2 separate regions of the Homo sapiens genome follow, and region 2 is linked to region 1. A link is an interaction called in ENCODE POLR2A ChIA-PET data of the cell type or tissue named here. Cell type or tissue: OCI-LY7. All regions are shown on one strand. Links, peaks and the distances in the headings refer to the core of each region. The heading gives the core; the rest is flanking DNA.

Region 1 (5,326 bases), core at 327-5,326:
CGCCCTCTGCCTCCCGGGTTCTGGTTTTTTTACTTGTTTGTTTTGTTTTTGAGATGGAGTCTCACTCTGTTGCCCAGGCTGGAGTGCAGTGGTGCAATCTCGGCTCACTGCAACCTCCGCCTCCTGGGTTCAAGCAATTCTCTTGCCTCAGCCTCCCAAGTAGCTGGGATTACAGGCGCCCGCCACCATGCCCAGCTAATTTTTGTATTTTTAGTAGAGACAGGGTTTCACCAGGGTGGCCGGGCTGGTCATAAACTCCTGACCTCAGGCGATCCACCCACCTTGGCCTCCCAAAGTGCTGGGATTACAGGCATGAGCCACCATGCCCAGCCATGTGGGTTTTTTTGTTTTTTTTTTTTTTTTTCCAGGACAAATTCTCACTCTGTCACCCAGGCTGGAGTGCAGTGGCGCCATCTCGGCTCACTGCAACCTCCATCTCCCGGGTTCAAGTGATTCTCCTGCCTCAGCCTCCCAAGTAGCTGGGATTACAGGCGCCTGCCACCTGATTTTTGTATTTTTAGTAGAGACAGGGTTTCACCACATTGGTCAGGCTGATCTCGAACTCCTGACCTCGTGACCTGCCCACCTCAGCCTCCGAAAGTACTGGGATTACAGGCATGAGCCACCACACTCGGCCTAATTGTTTGTGTTTTTAGTAGAGACAGGGTTTCACCATGTTGGCCAGGCTGGTCTCGAACTCCTGACCTCAGGTGATCCACCCGCCTTGGCCTCCCATAGTGCTGGGATTACAGTCACGAGCCACCGCGCCCGGCCCACTTTTCTTTTTCTGTCCATAAATCTTCTACCATGTGGCTACGCTAGAGTCACTGAGCATACTCTGGCTCAGGAGGCTGCCCGATTTGCAAATTGTTTGTTGCTCAATTAAACTCTTTTAAATTTAATTTAGCTGAAGTTTTGATTTTATCACAGCTTTGTACAAAAGGGGCAATGAAAAACGTGCTGCTAAGGGACAGAGGCAGCTTGACTGCAGAACCTGCGCATCCACGGAGCTTGCAGAGAACTGCAGACCAACCGAACCCTCTGCACTTTTGCGAAGGAGTTCAGCAAAGAGAAGGGACCATTCACATGAGCCATTAGCTAAACAATATCAAATCAAAAGGTCATAGTAGAATTCACAGGTATCTCAGAAAGTCTTTTAAAAGTCAGTAGTATATTTAGGATAAATCACAATGCAAAAAAATATATACACATCTTTATAATTTTTTGGCAATTTCCCTTTTTTTTTTTTTTTTTTTTGAAACAGCGTTCTCACTGTGTCACCCAGGCACTGCAGCCTCGACTTCCTGGGCTCAAGTGATCCTCCCGCCTTACCGCCTTAGTCCCCCTAGCAGCTGAGACTACGGGTGTGTACCACCATGCCCGGCTAATTTTTGTATTTTCAGTAGAGACGAGGTTTCACCATGTTGGCCAGGCTGGTCTCAAAGTCCTGAGTTCAAGCAATCCACCTGCCTCAGCCTCCCAAAGTGCTGAGATTACAGGCATAAGCCACCATGCCCAGCCAATTTCCCAATGTTCTATGATGATTTCTTATTTCTAATAAAAGTAGCACGAGTCAAAAAGGAGGAAAACATACAAAATGTCTCATGAAGCAATGATACAGACATTTAAATATTCCCTGCAACTCCCACCATACCTCTGACAGAACACCAGGCAGTATCAACTATATTCCCTCCCCTCCTTCCAATGTGTATTTTTTAAATGAAGATTAAAGCCAAGGTTCTCCTTCTCCTTCTGGAGTCAGCTCACAAATGCTTGTGCCAACCCCACTTCCTTTTTCCTCAGTTAAGGTAGTTGGGGAAATATTCCTCTTTCTGTTTTCAGTTTAAGGAAAGGTTACAGCTGCTTGGTGATACAGGCAGGCCACAGCCCAAGAACCTGGGCACCCATTTCACCAGTTTTATAAAACAATATAAAGTCATGTCCTTGTTCTTTGAGGGGGTGGGACAGGACATAAGACAGGCTCCCCAAGTCCCCCGGGCAGGACTCCTGTCGTTAACCCACTCATGCCCACCTCCGGGGCTGATCCCAGGAAGACTGACGGCCAAACTCTCCCGGGAACAGCTGAAGAAAGCGAAACTGGGTCCATCCCTGCTGATCCTTTGTTCTTTGCCTTGGAGATCTGAGAGTTAAGAAATAAAGTCCAAACAGTAACACTGACTGATTTTGAGTCTTTGCTGTGGCGGGGCGCGGTGGCTCATGCCTGTCATCCCAGCACTTTGGGAGGCTGACGCTGGTGGATCACCTGAGGTCAGGAGTTCGAGACCAGCCTGGCCAACATGGTGAAATGCCATCTCTACTAAAAATACAAAAATTAGCCGGGCATGGTGGCGGGCACCTGTAATCTCAACTACTCAGGAGGCTGAAGCAGGAGAATCACTTGAACCTGGGAGGCGGAGGTTGCAGTGAGCCGAGATCACACCACTGCACTCCAGCCTGGGCAACAGAGCGAGACTCCGTCTCAAAAAAAAAAAAAAATGAGTCTTTGTTGTATTGGTGCTGGTTCTAATAGTGTATCAAAGTAGAAGGGCCCAGTCCATCAACTGTGCTTTCAAAACAACCCTTTAAATGATTACAACAATCTTGCCGTCTTCCCCCAGAAAGTAAAAGCAAACATCCTGCCCTTTGTACTTCCCAACTGTGAAAAATTATCTGGCTTAACTTCCATTGTCAGGGTGAGCAAAGGGTTCCTCAAAGGAAGCTCTGACAGCAGGGACGTGGCAGAGGAAGCTGAAGGGGGATCTTTCTGACTTCTGAACTGGTCTTGCTGGCAGGTCCAGCTGGTGGGTCCAGACAGTGAGGCCAGCATTCTATCATGAAAAAACACAGCTGCAACGGATGAACGCACAACCCTAGCCAGAGCAGATGGCTGTGGGTAAATGTTAATTAGTATTAAATAACACCAGATGAGCTTGAGTAACTGATGTAAGGGTCAGGCTAAATAGGTTACTTCCTTTGTCATTTTTTTTCTGACAAGCCCAGCTTTCTTCTATGAGGATTCTACATATTTTCATAGATTTATTTTCCTTCAGCCAAAAACCTTAAAGTCTTCATAGTAAGTAAAGGATTTCTAGTGCAGTAGGAGAGAAAGCACAGTGCATCTGTCACATAACGGCCCCAGCTCCTGCTTGGGCAGACCTGGACACAGGCCTCTTGCTCCTCCCATCTTCTTGATGTCTTCAATCATGTCCCTGGGCTCCCTCTTCATCACAGTCACAGTTCCAAGATCCACTCTATATCTAAAGGACTCCCTCACCTCCAGCCTCAGGCACCCAAAATTCTAGTCCAAAAAGTACAGCCAGCCGTGCAACATCTAGCACAGTAAACTCAACACTTGCAAAATTGAACTTCTCATCTTCTCCTCTTCCCCCAGAAACTAGCTCCACTTTTCCCATGGATATTCTTTCAGAAGCTCAGGCAGCTTTTCACTTCTCTCAGCTACCCCAACTTCTCTGTCTACCCCAACCTCTCTGTCTACCCCAACTCCATCAGTCAGCAAGTTTGGCCAGTTCTCGCTCTGCAGTGCACTCCATCTGCCCTTACCCAGTCATGCCTATCACCAGCTACCCAATCTGACCCTTACCTCAAAGACAGCAAGAGCTTGCTCCCAGGTGTCCCTGCCTGTGGTCTCTCCCCATTGGTAACGTGATAGATGCAGGATTCAAAACTAAGACTGACTCTAAAGCTGCTCCCTCCTCGCCTCAAAAAAACCCTTCAGTCCTCCAATGCCTATCATTCGAAGTCCAAACTCCCTAACCCCCCAATTCAAGCTTTCCTAAATCTAACAATCCAACCTTGCCAGAGTTCCTCCTCCACTCACATGGGTGACATCCCTAACCCCATTAAATGTGATATGTTTCCACATTGGTGTCAATTATTCTGCCCAACCAAAATGACCTTCTCCTAGTTCCATGCTTGTCTAAATCTCACCTCTTTCGGTGGTGGCTCACGCCTGTTATCCCAGCACTTTGGGAGGCCAAGGCGAGTGGATGACCTGAGGTCAGGAGTTCGAGACCAGCCTGGGCAACATGGTGAAACTCCATCTCTACTAAAAATACAAAAATTGGCTGGGTGTGGCGACGCACACCTGTAGTCCCAGCTACTCAGGAGGCTGAGGCAGGAGAATTGCTTGAACCCAGGAGGTGGAGGTTGCAGTGAGCCAAGATTTTGCCACTGCACTCCAGCCTGGGCAACAGAGTAAGACTGTCTCAAAAAGAAAAAAAAAGGTGGGGGAGGGGGGAGGGATAGCATTAGGAGATATACCTAATGTAAATGACGAGTTAATGGGTGCAGCACACCAACATGGCACATGTATACATATGTAACAAACCTGCACGTTGTGCACATGTACCCTAGAACTTAAAGTATAATAAAAATATATATATATATAGAAAGAAAAAAAAAACTCACTTCTTTTCATGACCTAGTTCAAGCTACAGCTCCCAAACTATAGCAATTATTCAAAAGTTATTTAGAAACTAAGTACTGTGACTATGACATCTTTTCTGTTATTGTCTTGAATTTAAACTCCTAGTAGGGAACCCTCATATATTGCTGGTGGGAATTTAAAATAGTGCAGCCACTTTGGAAACAGATTGGCAGTTTCTTTAAAAACTAAACATAAACTTACCATTTTTACCACAGATTCCTAGGTACCTATCCAAAAGAAATAGAAACTTACGTTCACACAGACTTGCATGCTAATGTTCAGAGCAGCATTATTCATAGTAGCCAAAAAAATGGAACTTAAATGTGTCATCATGTGATGAATGTATAGATAAAATGTGGAATATCTGGCCAGACTCATGCCTGTAATCTCAGCACTTTGGGAGGCCGAGGCAGGCGGATCACCTGAGGTCAGGAGTTCAAGACCAGCCTGGCCAACATGGCAAAACCCGCCTGGCCAAGATGGCAAAACCCTGTCTCTACTAAAAACACAAAAATTAGCTGGGCGTGGTGGCACACACCTGCAATCCCAGCCATTCGGGAGGTTGATGCAGGAGAATCACTTGAACCCGGGAGGCAGAGATTGCAGAGAGCAGAGATCACGCCACTGCACTCCAGCCTGGGTGACAAAGCAAGACTGCGTCTCAAAAAAAAAAAAAATGTGGAATATCCAAACAATGGAATACTACTTAGCAATAAAAAGGAACAAACTAACGTATGTTATGAACCTTTAAAACATTATGCTAAGCGAAAAGACATAAGAGATCATATACTGTAGGAGTCTATTTCTATGAAATATCCAGAAAAGGCAAATTTATAGAGATGAAAATTAGATTAGTGTCGCCTAGGGCTGGCAGTAGGA
Region 2 (5,376 bases), core at 200-5,199, 65 kb before region 1:
AATTTTACCGCCAGCTTTTCTGACAGCAGATCATGGGACTTCTCAGCCTCCAAAATCCCATGAGCCAATTCCTCATAATAAATATATTTTAAATAAATATATATATATATTATATATAGTCATGCTTCGCTTAATGACAGGGACGAGTTCTGAGAAATGCATAATTAGGCAATTTTGTCACTGTGTGAACATCATAGGGTGAGTTTACGCTAACCTGAATGGCATTGCTTACTACACACCTAGGCTAAGAATGGTATAGCTGATTGCTCCTAGGCTACAAACCTGTACAGCACGTTATTATACCAAATACTGTAAGCAACTGTAACACAATGGTAAGTATTGGTGTTTCTAAACATATCTAAATGCAGAAAAAGTAGAGAAAAAAATACGGTGTAAAGATAAAAAATGGTCCACCTGTAGAGGGCACTTGCCATGAATGGATCTTGTAGGACTGGAAGTTGCTCTGGGTGAATCAATGAGTAAATAATAAATGAATGTGAAGGCCTAGGACACTACTGTCCGCTACTGTAGACTAGACACTGTACAATTAGGCTACTCTAAATTTATTTTAAAATGATAAATTAACCTTAGCTTAATTGTACTTTTCACTTTGTAAACTTTTCAATTTTTTTAGATATTTGGCTCTTTTGTAACAACTTCAAACACAAACGCATTTACAGCTGTACAAAAATATTTTTTTCTTTATATCCTTATTCTATAAACTTCTATCTAAAAAAATTTTTTTCACTTCTTAAACTTTTTTGTTAAACACTAAGACACAACACACACATTAGCCTAAGGCTACACAGGGTCAGGATCTTCAACATCAACATCACTGTCTTCCATCTCCACATCCTGTCCCACTGGAAGTTCTTCAAGGACAATAACATGCATGGAGCTGTCATCTCCTAGGATAACAATGCCTTCTTTTTTTTTTTTTTTTAGATGGAGCTTTGCTCTTGTTGCCCAGGCTGGAGGGCATTGGCACAATCTCGGCTCACCACAACCTCCGCCTCCTGGTTCAAGCAATTCTCCTGCCTCAGCCTCCCCAGTATCTGGGATTACAGGCATGCACCACCACACCCAGATATTTTTGTATTTTTAGTAGCGACAGGGTTTCTCCATGTTAGTCAGGCTGGTCTCGAACTCCTGACCTCAGGTGATCTGCCCGCCTCGGCCTCCCAAAGTGCTGGGATTACAGGCATGAACCACTGTGCCCAGCCAACAATGCCTTCTTTTGAATACCTCCTGACTGACCTGCCTGAGTCTGTTTTATGGTTAACTTTTTTTATAAGTAGGAGGAGTACACTGTAAAATAGCAATTTAAAATATAGTAAATACATAAAGCAGTAACAGTCATTTATTATCATTATCAAATGTTATGTTCTGTACATAATTGTATGGCTAGACTTTTATATGACAGGCAGTGCAGCAAGCATTTACTTCAGTGTCTCCACAAACACATGAGTAATGTGCTATGCTATGATGTTATGATGGCTATGATGTCACCAGGTGATAGAAATTTTTCAGCTCCATTATAACCTTATGGGAGCACTGTCACATACACAGTCCATCATTGAACAAAATGTCCTTAGGCGACATATGAGTGTATGTGCGTATATATGTTCTGCTTCTCTGCAGAACCCTGACTAGTACAACTCCTCTGTTAAAAAGGAGTTGTAAAAAGGAGATGTAAAAAGTCCAACTACCCTGGTGCCATCAGGAAGTCAAGCAGTTCAGAGAGCCCATGTGTCAAAGAAGTGAAGAAGCCTCTGGATGATTTCAGACCCCAGTCATTTGAGTCTTCCTAGCTGAGGTCCAAGACATCATGGAGCAAAGTCAAGCAGTCCTGGCAGTGCTCCCTTTAAGCTCCCGACCTGCAGAATCTGAGAGCATAATAAAGCAGCAGTGGCTTTACATCACCAGGTTTGGGATTTCTGTTACACAGTAACAGTAACTGGTGTGGAGTCCTCATTAGTATGCAACAATGAGGAAGGGCCCCCAGGTAGGGGAGAACAATGTTCTGAGAGATGGGAGATGGCTGATTACATACAATCCACTGGCACAACATTCTTTTCCCAAATACCTCCTTCTGCATGTAGCCTCTTCAGCACGAACTTATAAAACATCCTTCCAGCCCCTGCCTCTTGGCAGACAGCCCCTTCTCTGCTGTACTGCCCATTGCACTCTTGTAACATATTTTCATACTTTCTCTAATAAACCTGCCTTTTTTTTAACTACAACTGTCTTAGTAAATTCTTTTACCACCCACGATGCCAGCCCTAGCCAGTCGCACCTGCAACAACTGGAGCATCAGGTCACTGCAATTCAATTTGAAGGCCCTCCTTTGTAGCATACAGCTGTTAATAAGGTAGCAATAGCAGTGCTTTAGAGGCAGCTGACTAAGCACTTGCAGCTGGGCCAGGAAGCCTGAGTTCATCACAAACAGCTGAAGATAGAACTCTGCTAAGCCCTGCTGTGCTGCCTGTTCCCTGGGCAGGCACCAGCACCTCTTATCAGACAAGGCTACGTCTATACTTGCCACTCAACTTTACCATAAGCCCTTGAAGACATCAGCCACTCCCTGCAAGTTGATGAGCATCTCTACCTCCTTCCCTATCTGAGTCTTCTTTGCTGCAACCAGAATGAAACAGTCAGCCACACAATGAAGAGCCTCTCGGTCATCGTTTTGCAGCAACTGCTATATACCAAGGACTGAGACAGAGAGATGAAAAAGAAGTGGTGGTCCTTGCCTTTGACGAGTTCACAGTCTAGTGGGAAGGACATATAGATCCCCTTGAAGCTCACTGTCATTTAGACTAGCTACAAGCTACCTGGGTCCACTTCACCCACCTCCAGGCTTCAGGATGGAGAGAAATAAAACAGGCCCACCTGGACACAAGTAGTACTAAAAATAATCGGTGTTTGCTTTCACCAAGTTCAGGAAGAAGAGCTACAAAACCATAGATCTATCTTCTATGTTTTTATTCCTAACAAATCCATCCCAATTAGGCGAAGAACCTCTTTTTTCCCTCATTCTAAAGTTCCAGCTGTTTCCAGCTTCATAGAGACCCTCTCTGTCTCACCCCCCAGATCTCGTGAACAAACTCATGTTTGTGAGTTTATAATTCTCAATTGTTTCCCCCATCAGCCACAACCTCCTAAAACCGAAGCAGCTTCATGCTTGCCGCCTGAACTCAGATCACAGGCTTTTGGCTCTCCTCCCTTGATCATTCTCGTTTTTGTGCCGGATGTTACAGACCCTGTCAGTATCAGAAATGAGGAATGCCGCCTCACATGAGCGCATGGAAGACACACACACTCATAGTCCTGTAAGCACGCGCTCAGCCAAAGAAGCTCCAGGATGGCTGAGATGAGAACAGCCCTGCATTTCAAGCAGTCTGGAGTCGATTCTAACCAGGTCTTCTGCAAATCCCAGCAACACAGATAACAACATTGCTGACACTCAGGCAGGCTTCGTGCCTTTTCCTTTGGTCTGGCATTCAGTATATCTTCCCGCTATAATTAGATCACTGGAGATTTGGCCAATGAAAATAAGATTTATTCTGGCCTCCTCTTCCTCCCCAGCTGCACCTCGAGGACTCACGTTTGACTGCTTAATCCCCTGAATCAGGTCTCCCCTCTGGGCTCAGAGTGAGAAAGCAGGGCCAGAAGACATTCCCTTCTAAAGAGAGCTCCCTCCTAAACCTTGTCAATTGCCTCCTGGCTCCAGAGGAAAAATTCTTTTTTCCTATTTTGCTAAAGTAAAAAAAGATTCCAAATTTTTGTTTAATTTCTGTCCTGAAAGTATTTTTAAAAGGAAATTTTGGGAGAGTTCAGGAAAAGTTCAAGGGCTTATGAATTCTGTAATCATGTGTTGTTTCGTTTTGTCTCTTTGGTTTGCAGACTGAGTTGTTTGCTGACTTTGCTTCCCGCCACCTCCACCTCACCACCCCCGCCAGTAAACCTGTCATTTTTCACCCAGAGCAGTCACCCAACCCAGACTGGAGAGACCCCTGGGGCAGGGAGGGCTTCGAGGCACACCAGGAGCCCCTAAACCAGCTGGCTTGTTCACCCTCTCTGTGCCTTGGTTTCCTCATCAGGAAGTGATGTCCACCTCCTAGGGTTTTGAATGGATGAGATGAGATGGCAAGTGCCATCCCTGCACCTAACACATGCTCAATAAACGTTATCTGCCTCCCTCTCTCGTGGCTCCATCTCTCAACCATTTTTATGGGGCTCTAAAGCTAACAACCCAAGGAAGACTATGATGTCAAAGTCACAAAGGCGAAGACATTAAAGGTACAGAAATGTCTATTTGAGCAGGTGGTTGTCGCCTCAGAGCCCCTCAAAGCTGTTTCTGCTCCTCCTGCAACCCTTGTTTTAAAGCCATACCCCACTCCCCCACCCCCCAACACCCCACCAGCCATACTTTCCATCTCCCCACCCACACCTGCAAGCTGCCATGGGTCAGAGAAACAGAAGGGGAGGAGGGGAGGAGGAGGCAGAGGCGTGTGGAGAGGTGTCTGGCAGCCGGTGAGACCCAGAGAGAGTGAAGGGGAGGTGGGGTTTTGGTGAGCTGGGAACATTCTTGCACACATTTCCAGTTTGAGTTATAACTTGACAGTGAAAAATTGAGAGGAACAACCAAGAAGGTAGATGGAGGTGGGCGCAGAAGCCGGCAAGAATATGAGGACCCATAAGAACGAATGTCCAGCTCAGGGAGGGAGTCTCTCCAGAAATAATTTCAAAAGTTCAGCTTTTAAAAAAAGTGAACACAGGAGCTTAATGATACATAATTTATGAAGGGCAATTTTGTAATATGCAGCCAAATTCTTTAAAATATGTGTATACTTTTAGCTAGCCATTTCACTTCTAAGAACTTATTCTAAAGATTCCAAGTGCAATGTGGGGACCTGGTTTCACTCCAGCTTCAAAGAGACTAACTGTGAAAAGACATTTGTGAGGCCATGAAGGAAGTTTGAATTCTGGCTGGATATTTGATGGTAATCAGATTATTAATAACTTTTTATTAACTAAAGTCAATATTTTATTCAGATTGCCTTGGTTTTTTAAATATATTTTTAATTGTATCTGATTTTATTGTTAGTTGTGGCAAAGTACACATTACATAAAATTTACCATCTTAACCATTGCTAAGTGAACAGTTCCGTAGTGTTAAGGACGTTGACATTGTTGTGCAGCCAACACCACCATCCATTTTCTGAACACTTCGTTTTTTAAAATTTAAACTCAGCTGGGCGCAGTGGCACATGCCTATAATCCCAGCATTTTGGGAGGCTGAGGCGGGTGGATCACCTGAGGTCAGGAGTTTGATACCAGCCTGACCAATATGGTGAAACCTGCCTGACCAAT

The links. Peaks named below come from ENCODE experiments on the same cell type or tissue, not always from the same donor. Only the 100,000 strongest peaks of a DNase experiment are listed, where the experiment ranks them.
Region 2: POLR2A ChIA-PET joins it to region 1 with 7 read pairs; 2 of 35 experiments call an interaction of 5 or more read pairs at or near these places.

What each region holds. Positions count from the first base shown.
Region 1 is chr2:121,769,993-121,775,318 of GRCh38, reverse strand. No RefSeq gene overlaps it. Among named protein-coding and RNA genes, the nearest start is that of TSN, 17 kb to the right of the region's middle. In OCI-LY7, for the core only: no CTCF peak of the experiment used is centred there; DNase peaks (open chromatin) are centred at 2,858 and 3,628; H3K4me3 peaks cover 1,193 bases; H3K27ac peaks cover 2,323 bases.
Region 2 is chr2:121,834,842-121,840,217 of GRCh38, reverse strand. No RefSeq gene overlaps it. Among named protein-coding and RNA genes, the nearest start is that of LINC01823, 47 kb to the right of the region's middle. In OCI-LY7, for the core only: a CTCF peak has its summit at 401 (motif pointing right); no DNase peak of the experiment used is centred there.